Linked DNA regions of Homo sapiens: region 2 is linked to region 1. A link is an interaction called in ENCODE POLR2A ChIA-PET data of the cell type or tissue named here. Cell type or tissue: A673. All regions are shown on one strand.

The links. Peaks named below come from ENCODE experiments on the same cell type or tissue, not always from the same donor. Only the 100,000 strongest peaks of a DNase experiment are listed, where the experiment ranks them.
Region 2: POLR2A ChIA-PET joins it to region 1 with 11 read pairs; 2 of 35 experiments call an interaction of 5 or more read pairs at or near these places.

What each region holds. Positions count from the first base shown.
Region 1 is chr1:11,995,643-12,003,642 of GRCh38, reverse strand. MFN2 (mitofusin 2) reads right to left here. Exons shown (of 19, transcript NM_014874.4): 5 at 7,325-7,487; 6 at 6,222-6,346; 7 at 4,765-4,873; 8 at 4,548-4,655; 9 at 2,089-2,242; 10 at 1,807-1,874; 11 at 1,540-1,661. Among named protein-coding and RNA genes, the nearest start is that of MFN2, 19 kb to the right of the region's middle. RefSeq lists an enhancer at 1,916-2,845. In A673, CTCF peaks have their summits at 1,672 (motif pointing right) and 1,871; a DNase peak (open chromatin) is centred at 1,882; H3K27ac peaks cover 3,517 bases.
Region 2 is chr1:10,609,284-10,617,283 of GRCh38, reverse strand. The region is part of intron 4 of PEX14 (peroxisomal biogenesis factor 14); the gene reads right to left. It also overlaps the pseudogene RN7SL614P. Among named protein-coding and RNA genes, the nearest start is that of PEX14, 140 kb to the right of the region's middle. RefSeq lists enhancers at 383-1,066, 1,067-1,752. In A673, no CTCF peak of the experiment used is centred here; a DNase peak (open chromatin) is centred at 1,783; H3K27ac peaks cover 1,910 bases.

The DNA.
Region 1 (8,000 bases):
GCCCAGGCTGGAGTGCAATGGCACGATCTCCACTCACTGCAACCTCCACTTCCTGGGTTCAAGCGATTCTCCTGCTTCAGCCTCCCGAGTAGCTGGGATTACAGGCATGCGCCACCACACCCAGCTAATTTTGTATTTTTAGCAGAGACAGGGTTTCTCCGTGTTGGTCAGGCTGGTCTTGAACTCCTGACCTCAGGTGATCCATCCGCCTTGGCCTCCCAAAGTGTTGGGATTACAGGCGTGAGCCACCATGCCCAGTTGTAAATGAAATTTTTAAAGGCACTATTTTCTACCAAGGCCTGGCAAAAATGACCAGGTCTGAAGTTCTGGTGAGGGCTGATGAAATGGAAGGCCTATGGACAGTACTGGTCATGCAATGAATGGGTACGGCTGTTCTGAAGAGCATCAAGAAAACTGACTAAAACTGGAAACGCGTGTACCCTAAAACAGAATTGCCACACCCCTAGGAACTCACCCCAGGAAGACTCTTAAAAAGGTGCACAAGGGGACACATGAACAAATGTCCACTGCAGTAGGGTTTCCAATAGCAAAAAAAAAATCTAAAATTCCATCCATAGGAAAATGAGGCATATTCACAATGGAATATACTACAGCAGTTCCGATTCATAAACAAACTACACATACTAACAAGGATAGAGGGAAAAACGATGTTGAGAAAGCAAAGCCAGGTACAGTGACAGACAGTGTGATGCCACATCTGTACATCTGAAGCATGTAAAAACCTGACATATTCCTCAGCATTTATGTAAAAAGTACTGTTTGGGTGATAGAACAATGTAAATTCATGATTATGGTGCCTCAGGGCAGAGTGACACTGGGACAAGTGCAAAAGAATCAAAAGGGAACTGAACTTTTTAAAATTTTAACTTAACATAAACAACTGAGAAAGTCAATTCTGTGTGATAGAAGCAAGGTGTTTTCATATTATTCTTTAGTGACAGGGTCTCACTCTGTTGCCCAGGCTGGAGTGCAGTGGTGCGATCACAGCTCACTGGAACCCTGAACTCCTGGGCTCCAGTGATCCTCCTGCCTCAGCCTCCCAAGTAGCTGGAACTACAGGTGTGTGCCACCACACCCAGCTGATTTTTAAAATTCTTGTAGAGATGGGATCTCACTATGTTATCTGGGCTGGACTCCTGGCCTCAAGCAGTCCTCCTGCCTTGGTCTCCCAAAGTGTTGAGATCACAGGTGTGAGTCACTGCTCCTGGCTGGAATGTTGTTTTGAAAAATGTGTTCAGGCTCTGAGAATGGCTGCAGAGCTCAGCAGGGCATGGGCCAAGACCTCCAACACAGGGAATCGTGCTGCACAGACCAGGTGGGGTGATGAAGCACCCAGCCGCCCTCCTCACCAGGCTGTCTATGTGGTTCTAACATGGTCTGGTGGCCAGGGAAAGGGCTCTGGATGGGAGCCCAGAGACTCAGCCCTGCCATCAAGGCGTGTCCTAACTGCCCAAGGCAGGGGTGGAGCACCCTTGTCTCGGCAGCTCTCTCCACCTATCTGCAGTCTTGGACTCTTACTGCTGCTCCCGAGCCGCCATGTGCAGGGAGTCCATGATGAGTCGAACCGCCTCTGCAATCTGCTTGGCCCGGACCGTGTGCTGCTCAAACTTGGTCTTCACTGCAGACTGGGAGATGCACTCCTGGAACACACAGAGGCACGGAGGGAGGTGGGGGCCACCAGGGGCCTACAACCAAGGGCCAGACTCTGGTTTTCACTGCCAGGGACACAGCCAATGGGAGCTGGGGAGGCACAGAATCGCCAGATACCAGAATCAGAGGACTCACCTCAAATCTCCTCTCAAAATTCTGAAACTCAAACATCCTCACTTGAAAGCCTTCTGCGAGAGCGCCCCCTAGGAGGATTGTACTGCATTAGTCCAGAAACAACTTGGCAGCAGAGGAAAACGATGAAATCCCCAGAAACCAAGCCACTGGCTAAAGAGCAAGAGCCTCTCTGCTCTTCTCAGCATCCCCTTCTCAGAAGGATTTTCTACTGACAGACTCCTCAGCACGAGACAAAATGTCTCAAACATCAGAGAAAAGGAGGACATCTGTTCTCATCATTACCTCCTTCAGGCATGCCCTGGGCTTTCTGAATCCTGGCGTTGAGCACCTCCTTAGCAGACACAAAGAAGATGCGGTCCCCGGCCTGGGATCGATCCACCACGCCCAGCTCATCCACCAGGAAGCTGGTACAACGCTCCATGTGCTGCCGCCGCACCTGGAGCCCAAACAAATGTGTCCAGAGTGAGTGTAGGTGGCCCCACAGCCCCCACCTGCCTCTTTTATTAAAAGAATAGGTCATAAGAGGCTGGGCATGGTGGCTGACGCCTGTAATCCCAGCACTTTGGGAAGCCAAGGCAGGTGGATCACTTGAGGTCGGGAGTTCAAGACCAGCCTGGCCACCATGGTGAAACCCTGTCTCTACTAAAAATACAAAAAAATTAGCCAGGCATGGTGGCAGGCGCCTGTAATCCCAGCTACTCAGGAGGCTGAGGCAGGAGAATCACTTGAACCTGGAGGCGGAGGTTGCAGTGAGCCAAGATAGCACCACTGCACTCCAGCCTGGGCGACAGAGTGAGGGAAAAAAAAGAATAGGCAATATATTCACATGGCTCAACAGCCAAAGGCACAAACACATACACAGTGTAATGTCCCCCACTATTCTGCTCTCTCACCACCAAGTTTCCCAGACCAACGTGTGGGGGTTACTTGGCAGTGAGCGTGCCAAAGATATTTTATGCATATACAAGCAGAAATGCTTAAACGTGCCCTAGACTGCCTCTTGTTAAGCCTATATAGTGCCTCATTTTGGTGCCCTGGCAGGAAAGGAACCCTGAGGTCAAGAAACCTAAATCTGGGACCTATACTCTGACAAGCTGTGTCCTCCTGGGGCATTGTTTATAAAAGGAGTGGGCATCACTAGAACATCCCTCCTGGCTCTGACATCCTGGGGTTCTACCGATAAAATGTGACAATAGCTTCTTGTAGACACCTACCACGTGTCAGGTGTTTTTGACAGATTTCATCCTCTCAACAAGTCTATTTATCACACCATCACACTGGCCAGGAAATTGGATTACCAGAAGGGTCAAGGAAGCTAACAAAGTCACACTGCCTAGTGTCAGTCACAAGCGGGCACAGTGGCTCACGCCCGTAATCCCAGCACTTTGGGAGGCCGAGGCGGGCGGATCACTTAAGGTCAGGAGTTCAAGACCAGCCTGGCCAACATGGTGAAACCCCATCTCTATTAAAAATACAAAAATTAGCCAGGTGTGGTGGCGGGTGCCTGTAATCCCAGCTACTCGGGAGGCTGAGGCAGAATTGCTTGAACCCTGGAGGTGGAGGTTGCAGTGAGCCGAGATTGTGCCACTGCACTCCAGCCTGGGTGACAAGAGCAAAACTCCATCTCGAAAAAAATAAATAATTTGGACTCTGGCCTACTGACTGCAACTGCATGTTTTATCATCCCATATTGCCATATTATCAATCTTATTACCCTTTATTTGTTTAATTATTTTTTGTGAGACGGAATCTCACTCTCTTGCCCAGGCTGGAGTACAGTGGCACAATCTCAGCTCACTGCAAGCTCCACCTCCCGGGTTCACGCCGTTCTCCTGCCTTAGCCTCCCGCGTAGCTGGGACTACAGGCGCCTGCCACCATCACACCCGGCTAATTTTTTGTATTTTTAGTAGACACGGGGTTTCACCACGTTAGCCAGGATGGTCTCGATCTCCTGACCTCGTGATCCGCCCACATCGGCCTCCCAAAGTGCTGGGATTACAGGCGTGAGCCACCGCGCCCGGCCTACCCTTTATTTTTTTGGAGATGGCGTTTTGCTACGTCGCCCAAGGTGGTTTCAAATTCCTACTCTCAAGGGATCCTCTCTCAGCCTATAGGTGTGCACCACCATGCCGTTTGTTACCCTTTTGTCTTTCATTTCACATATTTAAAGAGTTGTGAGGCCAGGCGTGGTGGCTCATGCCTGTAATCCCAGCACTTTGGGAGGCTGAGGCAGGTGGATCACCTGAGCCCAGGAGTTCAAAACCAGCGTGGGCAACATGACAAAACCCCGTCTCTACCAAAAATACAAAAATTAGCCAGCCTCATAACCCAGTCTCTAAATAAATAAGTAAATAGCTAAGAGTTGTAAGTCACCAGTAAGAACCAGTTATTCTCCATTCCTCTTTCCAGCCTCTTTCCCAGAGGCCTCCCTAGAGCTGAGCCTGTTCTGTATTAATTCCTCAGAAACCAAACTGAGCACCGGCACTGAAGATGCACTAATGCAGCAGGGATCCTTTTTAGGCCTAGGGGAGAGTGGCTTGAAGAGGGGGTGCATCCAGCAAAGTGGATGGGAGAGGGGAAAGACCACCAGAAGATACCACAGAAGAGTATTTGGAGAATTCTTTGGCAATAAAATTAATTCAGGGAAGTCACTAGATCCAGGGGTGCAGGAAGTGGCCCCAGTGGCAGGCAGTGCTCCCTCGGGGTTGCATTCCCCAAACTGCCAAACAGAAGCACGAACCTCCTCCATGTACTCGGGCTCTGAGGCAGATGCATCCCAGCGGTTGTTCAGGATGAAGATGTTTGGCCGGGAGAGACGCTCACTCACCTTGTGGAAGAAGTGCTTTTCCTAGATAAAGGGTAAGACCTCGGTGGAGCAGGAGCTTGACAGCCAAGGCCCCATCAGCTGCCTGCCCAGGGGGTGCTGGGAGCTTGGGAGAAGGCAGAGGAGGAGTTACCGTCTGCATCAGGGTGGACTCTGAGTTGGCCACCAGCACAAACACATCAGCATCCAGACAAAACTTGTCAATCCAGCTGTCCAGCTCTGTGGTGACATCAATACCAGGGCTAAAGGTGACAGGGGTAAACCAAATCATCAGGCAGAGCAGGAGCCCTATTCTTCCTGCTGAGAACAGACCTGGGACTTGTGAGGCAGGCAGGTCATGGAGGAGAAAGCCAGGGACGGGAGAGAAATCAGGCCTGGCCCTCATTAACGGATTTTACTTCCCATTTCCTATCCTTCCAGATTGCCTGGAAATGAGTGTTTTGTTTTGTTTTGTTTTGTTTTTGGATATAGAGTCTTGCTCTGTCGCCCGGGCTGGAGTGCAATGGCACGATCTCGGCTCACTGCAACCTCCGCCTCCCAGGTTCAAGCGATCCTCCTGCCTCAGCCTCCCAAGTAGCTGGCACTACAGGCACGCACCACCATGCCCAGCTAATTTTTTTGTATTTTTAGTAGAGACAGGGTTTCACCATGTTGGTCAGGCTGGTCTCGATCTCTTGACCTCCTGATCTGCCCGCCTCAGCTTCCCAAAGTGCTAGGATTACAGGCATGAGCCACCGTGCCTGGCAGAAATGAGTGTTTTTAAACACATATATCTATTGCTTTTATAAAAACAGAATTACTTGTAATTCTACTTTAAAGATGATATACCAGGCGGGGCACAGTGGCTCATGCCCGTAATCCCAGCACTTTGGGAGGCTAAGGTGGGCGGATCATGAGGTCAGCAGTTCAAGACCAGCCTGGCCAACATGGTGAAACCCCGTCTCTACTAAAAATACAAAATTTAGCCAGGCATGGTGGCGGGCACCTGTAATCCCAGCTACTCCAGAGGCTGAGGCAGGAGAATCACTTGAACCCGGGAGGCGGAGGTTGCAGTGAGCCGAGACTGCACCACTGCACTCCAGCCTGGGTGACAGAGCAAGACTCTGTCTCAAAAAAAAAAAAAAAAAAAAAAGATGATATACAATTAAGGTGAAGTTGTGACTTGATGTGAGTCCAGATAAACACTACAATACTGTACATGTTGGTATAGTTATAACCAGTCCACCAAGCCAAGGCAAAGTGTTTCTTCAAGGGAAATAAAATACACCTCTGACTCCGCCACAACTCCCCACCCCCAGTACACATGCTGGCACTGGGCTGAGATTGAGAACCTCCCCCACCAACTTTTGAGCATCCCTCCTATCTTTTACAGACCATCCCTGGGACATCTGCAGGGTACTGATAAATAGGTATAGTAACCAGACTCCAGAGGAAAGCCAAGAGGCCAGAGGATTTGGTTGAGCCCATCTGAAAGGTAGTAATACTTAAGCAGAGCAAGGATGGGGCCCAGGGACCCTGGCCTAGATTATCCAGAAATGGAAACCTGGTGCCTTCCAGTTTGGACCTCCTAGGAGGGCACCTCCCTCTTACCTGTCCATCAAAACGAGGTCATCCTTCAGAAGTGGGCACTTAGAGTTGGGCCACATCACACTCACTAGGCTGCCGGCATGGAGCTGCTTGTCCTGGTGGAGGGCATGGGCCAGCTGGTTCACAGTCTGATGGCAGAGGAAGGAAAGAAAGAGGCTGAGGAGGAACCACCAGGCCAGGAGATTTCCTGTGCCGCTGCATCACAGCACAGTGGCTGGGAATGCTGCCCATCTGCTACCCTTTCTTCTTCCACATATAAAAAGTTAACAGCTGGGAGTTGTCAATAAGAACCCACTTTCTTCACTGCTCTTTTGAGCTTCTTTCCCGGATATCACCCTAAAGTCATCTGTTCTGCACTGATTGATTCTTTTTTTTTTTTTTTTTTTGAGACGGAGTCTCGCTCTGTCACCCAGGTTTGGAGTACAGTGGCGTGATCTCAGCTCACCACAACCTCCACCTCCTGGGTTCAAGCAGTCCTCCTGCCTCAGCCTCGCGACTAGCTGGGATTACAGGTGCCTACCACCACGCCCAGCTAATTTTTGTATTTTTAGTAGAGATGGGGTTTCACCATGTTGGCCAGGCTGGTCTTGAACTCCTGACCTCAAATGATCCATCCACCTCGGCCTCCCAAAGTGCTGGGATTACAGGCGTGAGCCACCGTGCCCGACCAATTGATTCTTTATGAAGCAAATTGAGCATCTGGCCCCAAACAAGAATGCAGCTGCCTCTCAGAAAACTCAGAGTGTCGGTCCCTGACTGATAGGTCAGAGACACACAGCAAATGCAGGAATTCCTCTCTGGCAATATCCCAAGGAAGAACACAGCACATACTGTCTTCCTTAATTAGTGAAGAGAGGTCAGTGGCCACTCAGAGCTGTATGAGGAACAGCAGGGTCCTCATTCTTGGTGATCCACGTTTCTGAAAACCACCTCCGCCAGCCCCCAAAAGCTCTTACATCCTTCAAAAAGTTCATCTAAAATAGGGTCTCCCATTCACCTCCACAGGGTGGTGCTGCCCCCTCCCTAGAGGTGAGGTCAGCCGTGTCACAACGGAGGACTTGCTCCCCCAGCAGGCACAGGGCTGACAGCCAGCCTGGCACCCTCACCTTGGCACTCCTCTTTTCCTCTGAGCCCTCGGTAAGGAGAAAGGCCTCATGGCCATCTGTGCCCTCTACCCGCAGGAAGCAATTGGTGGTGTGGCCAATCCCAGAGGGCAGAACTTTGTCCCAGAGCATGGCATTGATCACGGTGCTCTTCCCATTGCTCGTCCTAGAAGGAAGTAACAGCTGTCAGCAAAGCCACCAGTATCTGACCTGAATTACTTTCACAACGCAGATACCAGCCTGGAAGGCCAAAGCCCTATTCAGTGCAATGTTGCCAGTGCCCAGACAGTGCTGAGAGACAAAGAGTAGGCACTGTTTATTAAAATGAATAAACACCCCCAGGCCCAAACCTCTGACATGCCCCTGGTTCATCATTTCAGATCAATCTACAAGAGGCTCACTGCGTGCTGTCTGCCCCTTGAATCACACAGCCACCCTCAGCAACACTTATAGAGACTGTCTGTCTGTCTCCAAAGTTTAATTCAGGCCTACCTGAAACACCGACTAACCCCCAGAGTGTCTTCCTCAGTCTAAATGACCCCAGTGTTTCCTACACAGGGCATGTTTCGCTGCTTTTCTCCCATCACGCTCCTCCTTACACATGAAGCTCCACCTTGTGAGTCCCAGCTGACAACTGCCAGGCTAAAGGGAAGGTTACTTTCTCATTCTTTTTTTTTTT
Region 2 (8,000 bases), 1.4 Mb after region 1:
GCAAGGGTTCACGAGGTGGAGAGGGACTGGGACCAGCACAGAGGGCAAGAAGGGAGTGGGGCAATGTCTCAGGAGAACACATTGCTGCTGCTGTGAAGGGCAGCCAGTCTTCATGGAAGATCACCTGGCCCCGTTCTCTTCTCTTTATTTGTATTAAGTAATCTTTTTAGAGATGGGCTCTTGTTATGTTGCCCAGGCTGGAGTGCAGTGGCGATCCACAGGCATGTCCCACTGCTGATCAGAATGGGAGTTTTGACCGGCTCCATTTCTGACCTCCTTAGGCGACCTCGTGGTCCCCTGCTCCAGGAGGTCACCATATTGATGCAGAACTTAGTGCAGAACCCCGATCAGCACAGTGCCCCGTAGCCCGGAACTCCTGGACTCAAGGAATCCTCTCACCTCAGCCTCCCAAGCAGATGGACTACAGGCGAGCAGCACCGCGCCCGGCCGATTCTCTTTAGAACGGCACATAGCAAAGTGCCCTCCTGAATGCAATTCTACTTGACGTGGGGAGAGTTTCCACCTTCACTCTTTCCCATGCCCAGTTCACAAAGTGCTCCCACGTCCACAACCTCATCTGATCCTCCAAGGCACGCGGGAGAGCCCCGTCTCCACTGCGAACACCTTTCTGGAGCGGCCATCTCCAGGCCACGTGGCGGGTGCTCTGCCTCCCCCCGAAGGATCTGTCATCAGGAGGGGCGTGGGTGGGACACAGACCAGCGGGGAAGGCGATCACAGCACCAGTGGAGAGCTATCCGGAAGGCGCCCCCACAGTGTGCTGCTCATCTGGGAGAAAGGGGGAGAGGGAAAATCAGCAGCGTTCTGAACTCTGGGAAGGAACGTCACAACACGGCCGAGTGAAGCTGAAGGACTTGCTGCTTGAGAGACTTCTGCCCTCAGTTCTCACCTGTGCCTGTAAGTTTTCAGAGGTACCTTCCATGTCCTGGCGTTTTATGACCACAGGGGAGGAGAAGGCCCGTTCTTTCCTTCAGCTCAGGGCAGGATGTGGCATGAGGGGGAAGGGGCTGCTGGCACGCAGCCCCACCAGGCGGATCCAAGTCGCAAAGACCTCCGAGTGGGCAAGGAGACACCCCCTCCCCCAGGGCTGCTGAATGGCACTCTCAGGGGGCAGAGACGACAGGGCTGGAGGGGCCTGGAGTCCCTCCTTGGCCACCAAACTCCCTCCCTGCCTGCGGATTCCATGCGAGACTCCCCGGTGTGTCCTAGCCCTGGAATCTCGGTCCCAAAACTGTAATCAACATAGGGCCTCTCCCTCAGTCCCCAACTCCCATTTCTGTTTTACACTTTTTGAACAGGTAGCACGCATACAGTTTACTCATCGAATAGCACAGGGCAGTCTGTGAAAAAAGGCTTCCCCACCACCAACAGCCATTAGTAGTCTTACATTTATCCTTCCAGTGAGTCTGTGTGCACACCTAAGGTGGCACAGGATGTCTTCTCTTCCTTCACGTTTCCCCATCTCTCAATCTTGTTTTCTACAGCTGCAGGATATTCCACTTCACCTGCCCTCCGATGGGCACCCAGCTCATTTCCAACTTTCTACTACTGCACACCACGCTGCCATCAACAACGTGCACACGTGCCATCTCCCACATGGGGACACGCACCCTGTGAGCCTCAGAACCCCCAGAGGGTGGTCCCAGGGCGTGTGCATTTGCAGTTTTGAGAAATACTGCCACCCTGCCTCCATGGGGCCGATAATTCACCCTGAGCCGCTGCGCAATGCCTGCTTCCCCACGGCTGCGCCCACACAATGCACGATTCAAACGCAGAGATTCCTGCCAATACCACAGCAGGAAAACAGAAGTTCACTCTAGTTCTAATTTGCATTGATCTCATTTTGAGTGAGGATTGAGCATGTTTTCATCAGCATTTCCTTTTCGGTGTACTGTATGCTCTCCACTTTTCTACTTGATTTCTTTTCCCTTGTCACTTTAGAGAGACTTTTTATATAGCAGGGATATTAGCCCGCTGTCTGTGATCTGCATCGCAAACATCTTCTCTGGTTTATTTTTCTTTTGACTCTGCTAATGGTGTTTTGTCGCATGCAGAGGTTTTTATACAAATTTATCAATCTATTCTTTTATGGGTTCTGGGGTTTGTGTTATGGTTAGCAAGGACTTCCCCCACTCCCTTCCCAGGCTGTGCAGTGACACTCGGTGTCTAAGAAACTGCCATGGGAAGGGGACAGTGCTACTTCACTGATGGTGGACACCCCCACCCGACACAAATCACCTCTCGTTATACAGGGAGCTCTAAGAGCACTGAGGCAGACGGATCTTTCACCTCGACCCCAAGGAGCCGGGCACTTGGAGTCCTGGTCAGGTGTCTCTTCTGTCTCCCCTCTTCTAGCCAGCTTTGCTTGGCGCTCCAGATACAAAACCTGACATCTAGTGCAAGTCCATTTTCAGGAGGAAAAAGTGAAGACAGAGCAACCTGGCCACCCCGCTCTCTCAGAGTCCCTGCTCAGGAGGGCCTTCATCCATACCCGGAACATCCCTCCCTGCAGCCAAAATCCTCAGGCAGAACAAGTGCAGAACGGGGCCCACGGCCCGAATACCATATTCACCACTGATTTCTCAGACACCATGAAGCCTCTTGCAAGAAAGCAGCTGTGACTTGGCTGAAAGCTTGACCAGCACCTGGAGTTTGCTGGATTCCTCTGCTCACCCGCAAACATCCCGCCATGAGAAGGACAGCCTTCTCTGGGGCCCTCTGGGCTGTCAAGGCTGAGCAGACGCTGGCTGTGTGGGTTGAGGACCAGGACCCTCCCAATAGCTGCCTCACTTTCCAGAGTTCTGAGCTATTCCAGCCCCAAGAAACACCTGTGGTCCCTGCAGCCTCACCCTTCACCCCTCACCGCTCCTCATTCCTGCCATGCTCACGTTAAGAACATTTTATTGCCCCCTGGTTTTCATTATTAATGAAAAGGGACCAGAATGATCTTTCCTAAAGTTCAGAGAGTCTATAAAGACAAGAAGCTGAAATGCCATTTTACTCGTTTTGGAGATGTGTGATACAATTCTGTCTTGTGGCAAAATGAAAAAAGAGAAAAACTCGGATAGAGATGACTCCTACCCGCTGTGTGGCTCTCAGAGGGTAACAGACCAGGCTACTGCAAAAACATTAGCACAGTCCACACTAGCTCAAACTCCCAGCCACGACCACCTCAAGTCCTGCCCCTCCCCACCCTGGGGCCTATTTTTTCCAAGTCTGGTGCAGACCCCGCAAGGGAACTGAGAGCAGGGCGCCTGGGAACACACCTCCCCGCCACCAGGCTCCCTGAATGTCCGGAGGTATAAAGACAAGGGCAGGAGATGGGGCAGTCACTCTTCTCTAGCTGGGAAGAAAAGGAAGAGAATGAGTGGGCTTTTTAAATGCTTCGAGTCTCCACTCTGGAAGCAGGGACTGGCCTGCCATGCAGACAAGGCAGACAAGGTAGCAAGTGGGCAACAAGCCTGGGGTCAGAAACCCTCATGCCACCACCAGCCAGGGGGGTTCCAAGGACATTTTTCTCTTCTTATCAAGCACTGACTGAAGGTGGCAGGGCTTTGTGAGCCCCAAAGAATCCAAGAACAGGCGATATCTTCACTCTCACTCAGAGCCCAGCTGTCTAAGGACCGGCGCCCTAGCTGCGTGGCAGGGGTTCCTCACCAGTACCAAAGCCCTGGCATCTCTGTGAAGGCTGAAGAGACGGGCATCTGTGGTGGCAATCCTCATCCTGCACACCTGGGCCTTCCTGGACTGCCTCTACGCTGTGGCGCTGTGGGCTGCAATGAGGTCAGGGGATAAACTGCTATAGAGCAAAGGGCATGGAGCTCTTCAAAACCCAACCTTCCAAGGACTCCACGAACTAGCTTAAGCTCTGCCCGGCTCCATGGAGGTCAGCCTGCGCAAAGGCTCCAGTTTGGGTAAAACCATGGTAGAGCGGGGGCAGGAGAGGTGCATCCCCACAGCTCCTAACTATTCACTGAACACCAACAAAACCAACATGACTCTGTTTCTTTATACCTCCACCAACCAAATTCTCACCTAACAGGTGAGAACAAACATCATCAACTAAGAACACATGCACAGGACTAGGACTTGTGCATACAACACGGCAATGTTGAGCCTGAAACCTTGCTGAGCAAGTCACAGACCGATCCACACCATGGAAATCCTGCAATCCAGTAAAGGTTCATCGGCAACACAGAGCTGAGAGCTGTCACGGAACCATCCTGCCGAGACAACAGGCACTCCAGTGATGTGCTGGCTGACAAGAGGGAGAGAACTCTCACGTCCTTGGGGAGGCTGGCAGCCCAAGCATGGGCAAGGCAGTGGTAGAAACGGGGCCAGCCCATTGAGGTCGCCTCCAGGCTCATCAGGGTTGGAGCCATGTCTCTATACAGCAGTGTCTCTAGCTTCTCACATCAGCCCATCAGCTTCGCTCAGAAGCCACCCTGAAAATTAAATGACAAGACAGGCTCACTCCCAGTAAGGTCCTGGAATAAAGCCAGCCCACCAAATCAGTGCTTGCTACAGCACAGAGGTGGAGAGCACAAGTGCAGAGAGACGGGGACCTGGCTGGGCTGAGAAGGGCTGGCTATAGCTTGGGGGCGGGGTGGGCCCTGAAGCACATGGCTGTGGATGGCTGGCAGTGGGCAGAAAGACAGGCCCAGAGAGCAGCAACAGAAACAGATCGTCTCTGCTCTGAACAGAAGGACTTGGCAGCCTGGATGGCAAAAGGCACCACAGTAGCCCAACAGTAGTCCTGTTGGAAAATGCAAAGCCTGTATTTACACGTACATCCCATGAAAGACAATCTTTTCCACTTTTCATGGGCTACAATGCCATTAGCAGTGTCATCTTTAGGCAGGAAGGACACCGAGAGGCATATCTATATCCCCTGTCCATAGATTAAAAAATATGAGCTCTAATTAAGCTGTTAAGAATTCAGAAGAGTCCAGAAATAGACCCATGCTTACATGGTCAACTGATTTTTGATAGAGGCCAAGGTAGCTCTATGGGGAAAGGATAATTTTTGCAACAGCCATGCTGAACAACTGGATATCCATAGGAAAAAAAAATGAACCTTGACTCTCACCTTATACCATACACAAAAATTAACTCAAAATGGGTCACACCTAAACAAGAAAGCAAAAACTATAAAACTTCTATAAGAAATCAGAAAACATAGAAGAAAATCTTTGCAACCTTGGGGTAAACAAAAACATCTTAAGATATAAGAAGCATGAACCAAAAAGGAAAAAACTGATCAAATGGACACCATCAAAATTTAAAGCTTTTGCTTTTCAAAAGGCACTGTCAAGAAAATGAAGAGACAAGCCATAGGCTGGGAGAAAATATCTGCCAAGCATATATCTGACAAAGCACTTGTAACTAGAATACATAAAGAGCTCTGACAATTCAATAATAATAAAAAGACAAAGTGGCTTTTAAAATGGGCATAAGATTGGAAGAGACTCTGTACAAAAGATATACGAATGGCCAATAAGTACATGAAAATATGCTTGATGTCATTAGCCATTAGGGAAATCCAAATTAAAAGTACTATACAATAAGGTTCCATTACATACACATTAGAATGGCTAAACTCAAAAATGAGACTATCGGGTGTTGACAAAGATATGGAGCAACTGAAACTCTTACATATTGCTGATGGGAACACAAACGCTACAACCATTTTGGGAAATAGTTTGACAGTTTCTTTTAAAGTTAAACATGGACCTAACATGTGACTAAGCCATTCCACTCCTAGGAAATGAAAGTATAAGTGCACATAAAGATTTATACATGAATGTTCACAGCAGCTTTACTCATAATAGCCCCAAACTGGGAGCAAGCCAGATGACTACCAACTGGTCAACAGATAAAGAAATTGCGGTACATGGAGCAACAGAAGTTGGCACTATAGCCAGTTGGCCAATCCTACTTTAGCCTATTTTTATGTAGCCATGAGCTAAGAATGGCTATTAATTTTTTTTTTATTTCGGTGGGGGGACAGAGTCTTGCTCTGTCACCCAGGCTGGAGTGCAGTGGCGCAATCTCAGCTCACTGCAACCTGTACCTCCTGGGTTCAAGTGATTCTCCTGCCTCAGCCTCCCAAGTAGCTGGAACTACAGGCATGCCACCAGGCTCAGCTAATTTTTATATTTTTAGTACAGACAGGGTTTCACCATGCTGGCCAGGCATGGTGACCTCAAACTCCTGACCTCAAACTCCTGACCTCAAGTGATCCACCCAACTCACATCCCAAAGTGCTGGGATTACAGGCGTGAGCAACCGCACCCAGCCTGGTTATTAAATTTTTAAAGAATTGTGGTCATGGGAAAGGGAGAAGAAGAACAGGAAGAGGAAGAAGGAGGAGAAAGAAGAGAGGATGAAGGGAGAAGAGAAAAAGGTGAGAAGGAAAACATGTGACAGAGATATGTGGCTCACAAAGTCTAAAATATACCCATTTAAAGAAAAAGTCCAGGCAGTGGCTCATGCCTGTAATCCCAGCACTTTGGGAGGCCAAGGCGGACGGATCACCTGAGGTCAGGAGTTCAGGAGTTCGAGACCAGCCTGACCAACATGGAGAAACCTCGTCTCTACTGAAAATACAAAATTATCCAGGCGTGGTAGCGCATGCCTATAATCCCAGCTACTCGGGAGGCTGAGGCAGGAGAATCACTTGAACCCACCCGGGAGGCAGAGGTTACAGTGAGCCAAGATCACGCCATTGCACTCCAGCCTGGGCAACAAGAGTGAAACTCCATCTCAAAAAAAAAAGAAAAACGAAAAAGAAAGCCCACTGATCTCTGGAATACAACTCAGTAATGAAAAAGAATGATATCTCTCTCTCTCTGTGTATATATATATGTGTGTGTGTGTGTGTGTGTGTGTGTATATATATATATATATGTAAAGTTATATATATTTGTGTATAATATATATAAATATATAATAAATATACTCTGGGCAACAGAGTGAGATGGTGTCTCCAAAAAACTAACACTATAAAACTTCCTAGAAGACAATATAGGAGAAAGTCTCTTCAACCTTGGGGTAGACAAAGGCTTCTTAGGATGCAAAAACCATGAATCACAATCATGATATAGACATAAACAGTTCATTCCTTTTATATGTATTTTCCAAATATATATTACATATATTTACATATAATATAGAAATGCATATATAAATTATATATGAATAAAATTATATGTATTTATATAAATATGTATTTATATATCAATACATATATATGTATATAAAAACATGAATCAATCTCAAAACCATTATGTTACGGTAAAGAAACCAGACACAGAAGTCTACATACTATATGGTTCCATTTATACAAAATGTTTTATTTTTATTTATTTATTTATTTTTTGAGATGGAGCTTCGTTCGGTCACCCAGGCTGGAGTACAATGGTGCAATCTCAACTCACTGCAACCTCCGCCTCCCGGGTTCATGGGATTCTCCTGCCTCATCCTCTCGAGTAGCTGGGATTACAGGCGCCCGCCACCACGGCCAGCTAATTTTTGTACGTTTAGTAGAGACAGGGTTTCACCATGTTGGCCAGGCTGGTCTCGAACTCCTGACCTCAGGTGATCCGCCCTCCTCAGCCTCCCAAAGTGCTGGAATTACAGGCATGAGCCACTGCACCTGTTCTATAAGAAATGTTTGAAAAGGCACAAGGAACTACAGTGACAGAGCAGAGATTGGTGGTTAACAGAAACCAGAGGCAGGGGAAAAGGACGACATAAAGGGCACAAAGCAACTTTCTGGGGTGATAGAAATTTTCTATATTGTGATTGTAGTGTTGGTTACAGGAGTTAAATGAGTTACAACTTGTTTGTACAACTCATTGAATTGTATACTTAAAATTGATGTATCTTATTGTATGTAAATTATACTTACAAAAAGCTAATTAGAAAGAAAAGAATTAAGAAGGATCCAGAAACATAAAACTACCACATCCAGCAATTCC